Regions from separate parts of the Homo sapiens genome. Here all the other regions are linked to region 3. Evidence: chromatin contacts called from ENCODE Hi-C or POLR2A ChIA-PET data. All regions are on one chromosome and are shown on one strand. The core of a region is the stretch at or near the end of the contact, and the rest is flanking DNA. Distances in the headings are between cores, read along the strand shown. Region 1 has its middle 5.0 kb from the start of MIR21. Region 2 overlaps VMP1 (vacuole membrane protein 1). Region 3 overlaps YPEL2 (yippee like 2).

The links. Hi-C counts contacts between places; a loop is a spot of excess contacts on that map. ChIA-PET counts read pairs that join two places held with the same protein, here RNA polymerase II (POLR2A). Pooled maps may share reads with other maps.
Region 1: a pooled map shows a loop between it and region 3 (4-fold over the local background). The contact joins two enhancer-like sites. A Hi-C loop is called at or near these places in 1 of 168 maps with a recorded cell type or tissue (ascending aorta), 3 of 37 single-sample maps with no recorded cell type and 8 of 50 pooled maps. POLR2A ChIA-PET finds 5 or more read pairs at or near these places in 3 of 52 experiments (HEK293, activated B cell and activated naive CD4-positive, alpha-beta T cell).
Region 2: a loop to region 3 is called in a map of chondrocyte, with 2.4 times the contacts of the local background. The contact joins two enhancer-like sites. A Hi-C loop is called at or near these places in 1 of 168 maps with a recorded cell type or tissue (chondrocyte), 2 of 37 single-sample maps with no recorded cell type and 8 of 50 pooled maps. POLR2A ChIA-PET finds 5 or more read pairs at or near these places in 1 of 52 experiments (GM12878).

Annotation. Positions count from the first base shown.
Region 1 is chr17:59,844,354-59,848,166 of GRCh38, forward strand. It overlaps the pseudogene RNU6-450P. Among named protein-coding and RNA genes, the nearest start is that of MIR21, 5.0 kb to the left of the region's middle. RefSeq lists an enhancer at 2,186-3,174 and a silencer at 3,213-3,312. Within about 2 kb of position 1,383, at least 36 of the 41 ENCODE cell types and tissues checked have a DNase peak (open chromatin) inside an H3K27ac peak, as active enhancers do.
Region 2 is chr17:59,784,798-59,788,670 of GRCh38, forward strand. All of the region lies in intron 7 of VMP1 (vacuole membrane protein 1), which reads left to right. Among named protein-coding and RNA genes, the nearest start is that of MIR21, 55 kb to the right of the region's middle. RefSeq lists an enhancer at 1,644-2,123. Within about 2 kb of position 1,819, at least 30 of the 41 ENCODE cell types and tissues checked have a DNase peak (open chromatin) inside an H3K27ac peak, as active enhancers do; they include GM12878, where a contact is called at or near this core.
Region 3 is chr17:59,361,128-59,364,969 of GRCh38, forward strand. The region is part of intron 2 of YPEL2 (yippee like 2); the gene reads left to right. Among named protein-coding and RNA genes, the nearest start is that of MIR4729, 3.0 kb to the right of the region's middle. Within about 2 kb of position 1,369, at least 9 of the 41 ENCODE cell types and tissues checked have a DNase peak (open chromatin) inside an H3K27ac peak, as active enhancers do; they include GM12878, where a contact is called at or near this core.

The DNA of each region.
Region 1 (3,813 bases), core at 133-2,632, 480 kb after region 3:
GTGAGCCACCATGCTGGGCATTCCCAATGAAAGACTGAGGCCAGGCACAGTGGCTCACGCCTGTCATCCCAGCCTTTTGGGAGGCCAAGACAGGATCACTTGAGGTCAGGAGTTCAAGACCAGCCTGGCCAGCATGGTGAAACCCTATCTCTACTAAAAATACAAAAATTAGCCAGGCGTGGTGGCGTATGCCTGTAATCTCAGCTACTCGGGAAACAGGCAGGAGAGTCACTTGAACCCGGAAGGCAGACGTTGCAGTGACCTGAGATCGTGCCACTGCACTCCAGCCTGGGCAACAGAGCAAGACACCATCTCGCAAAAAAAAAAAAAAAAAAAAAAAAAAAGTGAGCATCTGATACACATGCAAGAATTTCACAACATTGCATTCACTCCTCCAGAAACAAAGATATATTTTAAAATGCTTTCTTAGCATATGTGCTCTGGTTTTCTAGCAGATACTCTGTCAAACTTTTGATAAGTGAAAAATTTACCGAAGAATTTAAAACCAAAAACAGTTTTTTAACTTTCCCACCTGAAAATATTGACCATTTTCTAATTTATTTTCATTATAAAGAATATTGGTTATCATGGTTGCTCATGCCTGTAATTCTAGCACTTTGGTAGGCCAAGGCAGGCAAATCACTCCTGAGCCCAGGAGTTCGAGACCAGCCTGGACAACATAATGAGACCTCCCTACAAAATATTTAAAAGTTAGCCAAGTGTGACAGTATGTGCCTATAGTCCCAGGCTGAGGTGGATCACCTCATTAGTGAGCCGTGATTGTGTCACTGCACTCCAGCCTGAGTGACACAGACCCTGCCTCAAAAAATATATATATAAATACTAAAACATCTGGAAGGAAAGAGGAGAAAAGGGAGTATCAGCTTTTAATACTTGTTACAAGGTCAGTCTAGAAAATACAGTGAGATTTGCTGGGTAAATAGGTTTTGAACCATGAAAAAATTGATGGCATGCAAGATCTTCCTCAATAGACCTAAGAGTCTCATTTCTATTAAAAAATACAAACAACTGCTTCATTTTATTCATAAATAATTTTTTGAGGTGCTACAAAAAATTAAAACTAAGCAGGAGTTTAAAGTTTTTGAAAAGCCAAGTAACATTTTATCTCTAACATTTATTGAATCCTCTCCAGTATTTACACAACGTAAATGAGATACTACACACAAAACCCTTGTGTCTGAAGGTAAATTTATTTATTCTCAAAGACAACAAGAAGAGAAAGCACATCATGTATTTTAAACTTTAGAAGCAACTGAGTCATTAGTGTCTGGTGGACAGGAGCTAGGGATCCTATCCCTTCCCAACAAGGCCAAGAGTTCACCTGAGGTAATGCATTTGCCTTGGGGGCGAGGCCTTGAATTGCAGCAAATAACCTGTGTGTATTTGCATATTTAACCAGTACTCTTAAGAAGGATTATACAAAAACCTGTTCCAGACAGCTGCTTACTCATTGCCTTTAAAATTGCGTGGTGCTGGGATTGGCAGGTGCCAACTGTTTGCTCATTCTCTTTGACCCACTAGCCTTGCAGTTTGCTGTGTGGGTGTTGATACTCCTAAATTAAAGCAGGGAAGGGGTGGTTTTAGATGGCTTTTAACACCTGCTCTCCACCCAAGCACCCTGGATTCATTTGATATCTGGATTCTAATTCTGTAGTCAGGAGACTGGCCCAAACTGTGGCCCAGAGAGAAGTGAGTCAGTTGCAAGTGGCTAGCTGACTCTATGGGAACAGAAATAAAATGCAGCTTAGAGAGTTTGTCAGCCAAATCCACAAATGTGTGGCTTTTTGAAACATTGGACATCTGTTCCTCTTAATTTAAAATAAACTTTTTTTTTTTTTTTTTTTAAGCACAAAGTTGCTTGGCTCCTTGTTTCTTTGTGTCAGCAGCAGTTGCTGCTCTAATTTAGGAACCCTAGGATCTGATTTAGGACATTTGGAATCTTTAAGGCACATTCGATCTAGAAAGTGGAACTGAATTGCTTTGGGAAGGCAAGAGGATGATTTTACAGTATAGGGTTTGTGTGGAAATCCCCTTCAGCAGTAATCAACCCAGGTGTCCAACCTGTTTGTTAACCATTTCCAAATGACTCAGAGGACCTAGAGGGAGGGCTTGAACACACTCCAGCACTGTTTCTACAATTTAGCCTTTATTTGCATTGGAAACCACATTCCTGAATTCTTGAGGGGGCAGGCTCTGGCTTATTCTGGGCAACTGACTTCAAGTGGGACCCCTGAGCTACCTATGTAAGCAAAGAGTCAGCCATCTCTGGAGAGTTACCAGGGAGGAGGATCTTTCTGTGAACTTGCTTTGATGACCTCCACCCAAAGCCCTTTGAGGAACAGTTTTGTTTATTCAAGGAGCCCTTGGCAGGTCACTCCTCCCCTACCACAAATCTAATCCAAATGCGACATTTTCCTTTGAGGCCATCTATCCCTTTTGGGGGACAAAACACATCAGCTTTTCCCTTCAGACCACTTTTGACTGAAGCAGTGATCAACATTGCTTAATTGTGTTCCAGTCTGTTTCCAGCGGGGAAAAAATGCTTTAGGGGAGTGAGGCAGTTAGGGATTTGAAAACAGGGATGGTGCCGCCTGAAGGTGGGGAATGACTTAGATCACTGTCTTCCTTTGGCTCCTCACCATGTTGTGTGGAGGAAACGAAAAGCAGCTCAAGTTCACTCCTCTTGGCAGTAGTGCAGAAGCCTGGCTTGCCACGGCCCTGGAGAACCATGTTTTTCCCAACTTTTTTTTTTTTCTTTTGAGACGGAGTTTCACTCTTGTTGCCGAGGCTGGAGTGCAGTGGCGCAATCTCGGCTCACTGCAGCCTCCGCCTTCCAGGTTCAAAGCGATTCTCCTGCCTCAGCCTCTCAAGTAGCTGGGATTACAGGTGCATGCCACCACACTCGGCTAATTTTTTGTATTTTTTTCAGTAGATACGGGGTTTCATCATGTTGGCCAGGCTGGTCTCGAACTCCTAACCTCAGGTGATCCACCCGCCTCGGCCTCCCAAAGTGCTGGGATTACAAGCATGAACCACCATGCCCAGCCTTTTTTTTTTTTTTTTTTTTTTTTAATACAGAACACAAATTTGAGTGTCATTCTTGTGCAGGGGCCATGCTAATCTTCTGTATATTGTTCCAATTTTGGTGTATGTGCTGCCAAAGCAAGCACCCAGCTTCTTTTCATTAGTTAAGAAGATGAAGGCCAAGACTAAGGCAGGGAGGCCTTTCTCTGCCTTTCACTCTTTAGTGCACCTCACAGTCAGTTGCACTTGAGTAAGGACTGCTAAACCTCTCTGAGAGCTGCCAGATGTTCCTGCCTAGCCTCAGGTTGTTGGTTCTTCAGACACCTCTTCATTCTGCCCATTGCACCAGCCCTTTCCCATCTCCATGTTCCCTCCATGGTAATTTCTTTGTACACAACAACCACACGGAGCACCAGCAATCAAGATTAGCTCCCGGGAACTCTGGCGTGCCCTGTACCAGGAAGCACAGTGGATTACTACAACTTTTGATAATGATTGTTTGCTTTGTACCAGGCATTATTTTCAGGGCTGTTTCACATGTGTTGTACTTAACAACCCCATGAGGAAATTAAGGCAGGGTGGTTCAGTAATTTGTCAAGGGAAACAAGGAAGTAGAGCAGGCAGCAGAGGCGTTCTGGCTCTGAACTACTCTGTTCTGTAGAAATCAGTGCAAAAGTCCAAGCTTCAGCATACTTGTTTCATCTTGTGATCACAGGTAGTTTTTTTTGTTTTTTTTTTGTTGTTGTTGTTGTTGTTTATTTGTTTGTT
Region 2 (3,873 bases), core at 569-3,068, 420 kb after region 3:
CATCTGAGAGCAATTGTCATCTGAAGATAATATAAAAGACACCAAGTTAAATGACTTGCAAATTTTTTTACTTTTTAAAATTTTTTTATTTTTTTAGACTTGCAAATTTTAATTCACATTGAGTAAAACAACTTTTGTAAAATTATATACTTTAGAAACAAATGAAGATTCTTGTGACTTGTTTATTCTATAAGCTGTATAACCAAAAAGAAAAATTAAAGATACTTTAGGAATAAAATAATTTGAAAAATAAAAGAACTTATTTGCATGATGTATCCTGAAAAATTAGGGCAGCCAGTATTACTGAAATAATGGAGGAGTCCGGGAGTGGTTGTGGTATTTTTGTATTTAAAGCTTACACAATAGAGTAGAAACGTTGTGGTACATATTTACTTACAAGAATATGTTTTGAATAAGTTTACTTTCCTAAATGTCATCTGTTTTAATGACCTGCTACTTGGATTCTTTCTCACAGTGTTAGGTTGCTGACTATGTGAAATTTCCTACTTCTTATTATTGCTATCAGAATAGGAAATTTAAAATTAAATCAGAAATGTAAAAGTCTTAAAACTTCACCTTTTCAAAGAATATCGGGGCCTGGCATGATGACTCATGCCTGTAATCCCAGCACTTTGGGAGGCCAAGGCAGGTGGATCATTTGAGGTCAGGGGCTAAAGACCAGCCTGACCAACATGGTGAAACCTTGTAAAAATACAAAATTTTTTGTACTAAAAATACAAAAATTAGCTGGGCATGATGGCAGGCATGTGTAATCCCAGCTACTTGGGAGGCTGAGGAACGAGAATCGCTTGAACCCGAGAGGCAGAGGTTGCAGTGAGCTGAGATCACACCACTGCACTCCAGCCTAGGTGACAGAGTGAGATTCCATCTCAAAAAAAAAAAAAAAAAAGATAAAAAAGAATATCAGTTTTTTTCCTCTATTTTCATATCAATTAGCTTGTCTTTCTGTTGAGTATCGTTCATGAGTCTGCCGACCATTTTAGGTTGAATATTTCCTCAAAGGCTATTTTATAGTTTCTGAATTTAATCTTTTTTTAAGGGAACATTTTTAGGTTCTATTTAGGACTATAGTAATTAATGTAATTAATAATCAATAATTGCTACCTACTCTGTATGTTGAAGCTAAATCCCCAAATTAAGTTTTAATACTAGTATCTTTTACCTTACTAATTTCTATTAAATTTAAGGCTGAAAAAAATCTTATTTTTTAGCTTAATAGGATCTTTGTCCTATTCAGAAGTTTTGAGTTATTTACATTATTTTACTAGTGAAAATATAAAACCAAAAAACAGTTTATTAGTTGTAATGGTAGTTCTCATTCTTATGGCCAATGCCTTTTTTTTAATGCAGTAAAACAAAATAGACATTTATCTAGCGAACATCCCTTTTCAAACTATAGGGTCAAAGTGAAGGATTCTTTTGATAATGATAGAATATGTGTTTGATCATTTGAGTTTAAAGACTATGGGAAAGGAATTGATAAGATTATTTAAATACTCACGAAAGTGCTTTGGCATTCCACTAATGCTATTCTCTTTTAAGCACATTTTCCTATGAAGTGTGTGCGGTTGCAGTTGCCTACACCATGTCAATGCCTGCTGGTTTTTCCTGCTGTGAAGTTTTTCCTTTACATACACAGATTCATGAAAGAGTTTATGGTGTAGATGATCTGAAACTAAACAGGACACATTTTCATACACTTTAGTACCATTTGAAGACTCTGGGTGTCAGTTGTTGCTGGGACCTGTTTTTGACTCTGATGAACCTTTACTGGTTGTGGTTTGTCTGGCCATCACATGACTTCTCTGAAAATTCCCCCTCCCCTTCATTTCCAGTAAACTGTTTGAGCAGGAGTGAGTCACAGTGAAACCAGCTTCCCTGTAACCACAGGGCTTGTTAAAGAATTTGTCAGCGTGGACTCTAGAGGGTTTGCATTAAGCTTTGCAGTAACTGTTATGGTTTGTGTTGCGTCAGGAGTTCCACAGAAAAGCTTCCTGCTTGCAGGATCTCTTGCTTGTTTGCAAAGAGTTAAACTGATCAACTTTACCATAGTGAACATGAGAGACACATGTTAAACACACTTCTTTATCATTAAAGGCGTTGTCAAAACTACCAAGAATTAGTGTAGTTTCTCTTTTCATAATCAACCAACCACACCCAATAATGTTTAGTTTTTGAAAAGGCGGGCCTGGTAGATAGTCTTTCACAGTTGGCTCATGATTTTATCACAAAGTACCATCAAAATTAAGCAATTTTAAGTGGTCTTGATGGATTCTGTTACAGGATATTTTGACTATTCGCACAGTTAGGTGTCGGTACCAAAGGTCACTTACTTGCACTTTGTTCATCAAGAAAAGGTAGCACTTAGAGTAATTCTGGAGTTGTGATGTCTAAGCACACTTAGCATGATTTATAGTGGAATTCTTCGTGCCCCCTTTTACTTGCTTTCTCTAGAAGCATTTACTTTATTTTGAACTCTTTTGCCACCTCACTCGCAGACTTTAATCTTTCTCCCTTTTAATTTCTTCTATTTCTTTAACTCATTCCCATATTATCAACAAGGAAAGATAGTTGCAATGTGATGCAAGCTGTTAAATGAATGGCCAGTGGGAAACTTGTCTTCTCAACATACATTCCCAAGTGCATTTCTTTTTACATGCGCATTTCTGTATTTAGCCTTGTCACCTTTAGCTAGACTTACTTATCTAAAAAATAAATTTAGGCTGGGCACAATGGCTCACGACTGTAATCCCAGCATTTTGGGAGGCTGAGGCGGGTGGATCACCTGAGGTCAGGAGTTTGAGACCAGCTTGGCCAACATGGTGAAACCCCATCTCTACTAAAAATACAAAAATTAGTGGGGCATGGTGGCAGGTGCCTGTAATCCTGCTACTCAGGAGGCTGAGGCAAGAGAATTGCTTGAACCAGGGAGGCAGAGGATGCAGTGAGCCGAGATCGTGCCACTACACTCCAGCCTGGGTGACAGAGTGAACTTTGTCTCAAAAATAATTAATTAATTAGTTAATTAATTAATTTAGTGAAAACTTTTAAACTCGACCTCCTAAAAATTTCTTTTATTCGGCTTACACTTTTGTAACAAAATAAGAAAAACATTCTAAAAAATGTGGAAGCTAGTTATTCCTCACAGGAAAAAATATACAATAATGAAGTTTGAAATTGTTTATGTTTTAGCCATGCTGTCAGTCATCAAACTAAATTTAAAAAAATTATTTGTTTTGATGACAAAGCAATTATCATTGAAACAAGATGATTTTCAAATGAAAATACGAGGTTAATGCAGTCCAGTCATTAGCAGGGAAAAAAAGAATAAATATTTAAGGTTTTTCTTGTTAGGTTGCTTTGCACATTGGAGTAGAAAATAGTTTTGGGCTTGGCGCGTTGGCTCAGGCCTGTAATCCCAGCACTTTGGGAGGCTGAGGGGGACGGATCACAAAGTCAGGAGCTCTAGACCAGCCTGGCCAAGATGGTGAAACACCGTCTCTACTAAAAATACAAAAATTACTCAGGCATGTTGGAGAGCTCCGGTAGTCCCAGCTACTCAGGAGGCTGAGGCAGGAGAATCGCTTGAACCCGGGAGGCGTACATTTTAGTGAGCCGAGATCCCACCACTGCACTCCAGCCTGGGTGATGGAGAGAGACTCAGTCTCCAAAAAAAAAAGAAGAAAAAAGAAAATAGTTTTGTGGCTGGGCATGGTGGCTCACGCCTGTAATCCCAGCACTTTGGGAGGCCGAGGTGAGCGGATCACCTGAGGTCGGAAGTTCCAGACCAGCCTGGCCAATAATGGCGAAACCCCGTCTCTACTAAAACTACAAAAAAATTAGCTGGGTGTG
Region 3 (3,842 bases), core at 119-2,618:
AGCTTGGGATAATTTGTATAGCACGGTTGGTCCACAGTGGGACCATTTTAACTATATCTGAAGAGTTTCTGGTGTATGTGGGTGACGGCAGTGGGGACTGTGCCTATACTTGCTCTTATCATCTTATTGATTCCATTCTGTCTTTGCACAAATACTAATTACGTACTCTGTGTGTGTGTGCGCGTGCATGCACATAGCACTATTCTAGATATTATAATACTACTCAAAAATTTTGTCAGGGAACTTTTATCCTAGTTTGGGAGATAATAGATTCATGTTATGCCTTCTTGAAGTTTCTACTTCATCTTATGTTTCTCTTAAAGCAGTTATCACAGTGTGATGACGCATGTTTCCCATTAGCCTGTGAATTACTTGAGGAGATGATTGTGACATCGTTTTTGTGTCTCTAGCAGCAGCACAGCTCCTAAGACTGGTAGATTCTCAGTGAATATTTGAGTGAATGACTTATTACTCAGATAGAGATCTTTATCAGTGAGTTTCAATCTGGGTCCGTGGACTGGCTTCAAGGACTCCATGAAATTGCATGTGTCATTCTGTGGGCATGTATATTTTTCTAGAGAGGGTTTCATGGCTTTCATCAGGCTCTCCACCAAAGATACTGTTGGTTAAAAAAGGAAAAAAACACACACACAACCAAACTTTAAGATCCATCTTTCTAGAAAATGCAGTTCTGGGAAGACTTGGTGGAAGAAGTGGCATTGAAGTGTGCCTGGAAGCAGAAGCCTCAAATGATGGGGAGGAGCTGGTAAAAGGAGCATCAGGAACAAAGAGCCAGAGGCAGGGAGCACACAGGGAGCAGCCGTTCTTTGGGGTAGAGGTTGAAAAACTGTGAAAACATTAAAGGTGTAGGTAGAAGCCAGATTATTAGAAGAATAGAAGCTAGGATGTTGTCCCATTGACAGTTGGTTGCTACTGAAGACTTTTAAGCAAGTAATGACATGACCAGCAAATGGTTAGTGCTGCTGTGGTGTGGTAGATGAACTAGTGAGGAAGAGACTAGAATGGGGCAAGTGGTGTCTGTCCATTGCAGTGGTCCGAATGTGTTCCAGGTACATGGTGGTCATTCAGCAAATACTCATTGACCACTGCTTGGCAAAGAAATAGAAGCATTCTATGGTTTTTTTTTTTTTTTAATTGTGTTTATCATGTGTAGGCATGGACAAGGGGAATTGGGTTCAGGAAGTCACATGCTTTAAATGGGAGGCAGACCTGTCGCACAGTCACGCCTGCTCCCTGTGAAAATTAATGATCTGGGCACACATAGAGTTGCTCACCAATTTAGTATCAAGGGAGCTGCTGGGACCAAATCTGGTGAATCATCTTTATGTTTTGTTTTTCTTTTGCTGCAGACTGCAGGCAGCTGGAGCACAAAATCTGCTCAAATGTGATTCTTTCTGTGTGGTTACTTTAAATACCAAAAGGAAATGTTGACTTGAGCGATGAGGCGTACCCTGAAAATTAACTCTGTGGTTTGCAGATGCCTTTAAGGTTCCAATCATAAGACTGGTTTGTATATTAGCGTCTAGGCTCTCAGCAGGGACACTGGTAATCAAGCTTGTGTTCCCAGTCAGAAATCCAAAGAAACTCTTTTTCATCAGGGTGTTCAACCTGGGAAGCAAGGAGTGGGTGCAGGATCCCTCTGTTTCTGTTTGAGCAGTGGCACTCCCTCTGGCCTCTGGAATGGTAAATCTGCACCATTGCTAGCTTGGCTGTTTGCGTTTGGGGGCTGACTAGAATCCACTGTCATACACTACTTGTTCAGTTCAATATTTCTTGTGCTTTAAACAACATTTAAACCTAGATGGTAGGGATAAGATGATTCCTGCACTTAAAGAGCCTGTGATGTTTAGGAAACAAGGGAATGCAAGGCTCACCATGGAGGGTAGAAGAATGTTACAGATAAGGTTGTTTGGTGTTGTAACAAACACACAAGATGGAAAATCTATGTTGCTGCTATTAGCTACTATTGATTGAACACCTTCTTAGTTTCTATGTATATATAGATATATATATAGAGAGAGAGAGAGACAGGGTCTCGCTATGTTGCCTAGACTGGTCTCAAACTCCTGACCTCAAGCAGACTTCCCACCTCAGCATCCCAAAGTGTTGGGATTACAGGTGAGCCACCACACTGGTCCTAAAGACTTACCCTTTTTTTTTTTCTTTTTTTTTTTTTTGAGATGGAGTCCCACTCCGTTGCCCAAGCTGCAGTGCAGTGGCGTGATCTCTGCTCACTGCAGCCTCCGCCTTTTGGGTTCGAGCAATTCTCCTGCCTCAGCCTCCCAAGTAGCTGGGATTACAGGCATCCGCCACCAGGCCCGGCTAATTTTTGTATTTTTAGTAAAGGTGTGGTTTCACCATGTTGGCCAGGCTGCTCTCGAACTCCTGACCTGACCTCAAGTGATCCACCTGCCTCAGCCTCCCAAAATGCTGGGATTACAGGCATGAGCCGCCGCACCCAGCTGAACACTTTCCTCTTTATTGAGCACCTACTGTGTGCCAGGAACTCCTTTAGGTATTTTACTTACTCCATCACTTATTTTACAACATCCTTTCAATGTGGGGATTAAGGCCATAGGTTACCAGGTTACCAAGAAGCCAGATGGGTTCAGATTCAGATCTGCTCATGTACTTTTTGCTACCGCTTCGCAGTGTGGCCTAGGTTCTTTTGGCCTTGCCTATTTTATGGTCTTACTCAGTAATCCTTGTGGCAAATCCCACCCTTTCTTCCCTCCTGTCATTTCCTTTGCCTTGGTGAATCCTTCTCCTTTCCTCTCTCTCTATTCAGTTCCTACCCATTCTTGAAGACCAGTTCACATCTTTTTTTCTTCTAGTGAGTCTTCCTGGCTTATAGGATGCTCTGAATGTCTGTAGAACTCACTCTCTGGTTGTTCATTTGGAAATTAATGACTGTCTTGTGGTATGGTCTGTGTTGTTATGGTTGCGTGCACTTTTTATGTATAATTGTCTTGCTTCCTAACAAGATTCTCAATGTCCTGGAGTCATAGATGCTCAGAACTTTGTGGCTGGAGGTACCTTTGAACCTGGAGTTTCTAGTTCAACTCCTCATTTTACAGATTAGGAAACCAAGGCCCAGAGAGAAACTGAGGGCCTCTTGATTTTGCACTTTGCCACCTCCCCCGACACACCACTTTGCACATAGCTGGTGCACATAGCCCTGGGAGAGGGCTGGCATCTGGAAGATTGACAGTGTCAAGCGCTGTGATCTTGGGCAAGACTGTTCATCTCTCTGGCTCTCCCTTTTCTTCATTTATCCAAATGAGTGCAATAGGTTAGACTGTCTTTAAAGTTCCTTCTACTTCCCCCCTGCGTCTTCTGAGTCTAATGTAGTAGCATAAGATGATATGAGGCCATATAACATAGCAGCTCGTGGTATAACTCCGAGCCCAACCACCTGGCTTATTCATTTAGTAGCTGTGTACATTAAGTAATCCCTCTGTGTCTTTTTTTTTTTTTTTTTTTTTTTGAGACAGAGTCTCGCTCTATCACCCAGGCTGGAGTGCAATGGCACGATCTTAGCTCACTGCAACCTCCACCTCCCGAGTTGAAGCAATTCTCCTATTCAGCCTCCCAAGTAGCTGGATTACAGGTGCCTGCCACCACATCGGCTATTTATTTATTTATTTGTTTATTTCATTTTTTGTAGAAGATGGGGTTTCGCCATGTTGGCCAGGCTGATCTCGAACTCCTGACCTCAGGTGATCCACTGGCCTCGGCCTCCCAAAGTGCTGGGATTACGGGTATGAGCCACTGCGCCCATCCGCCTTTGCGTCTTAATGGCCTCACTGGCAAATGGGAAT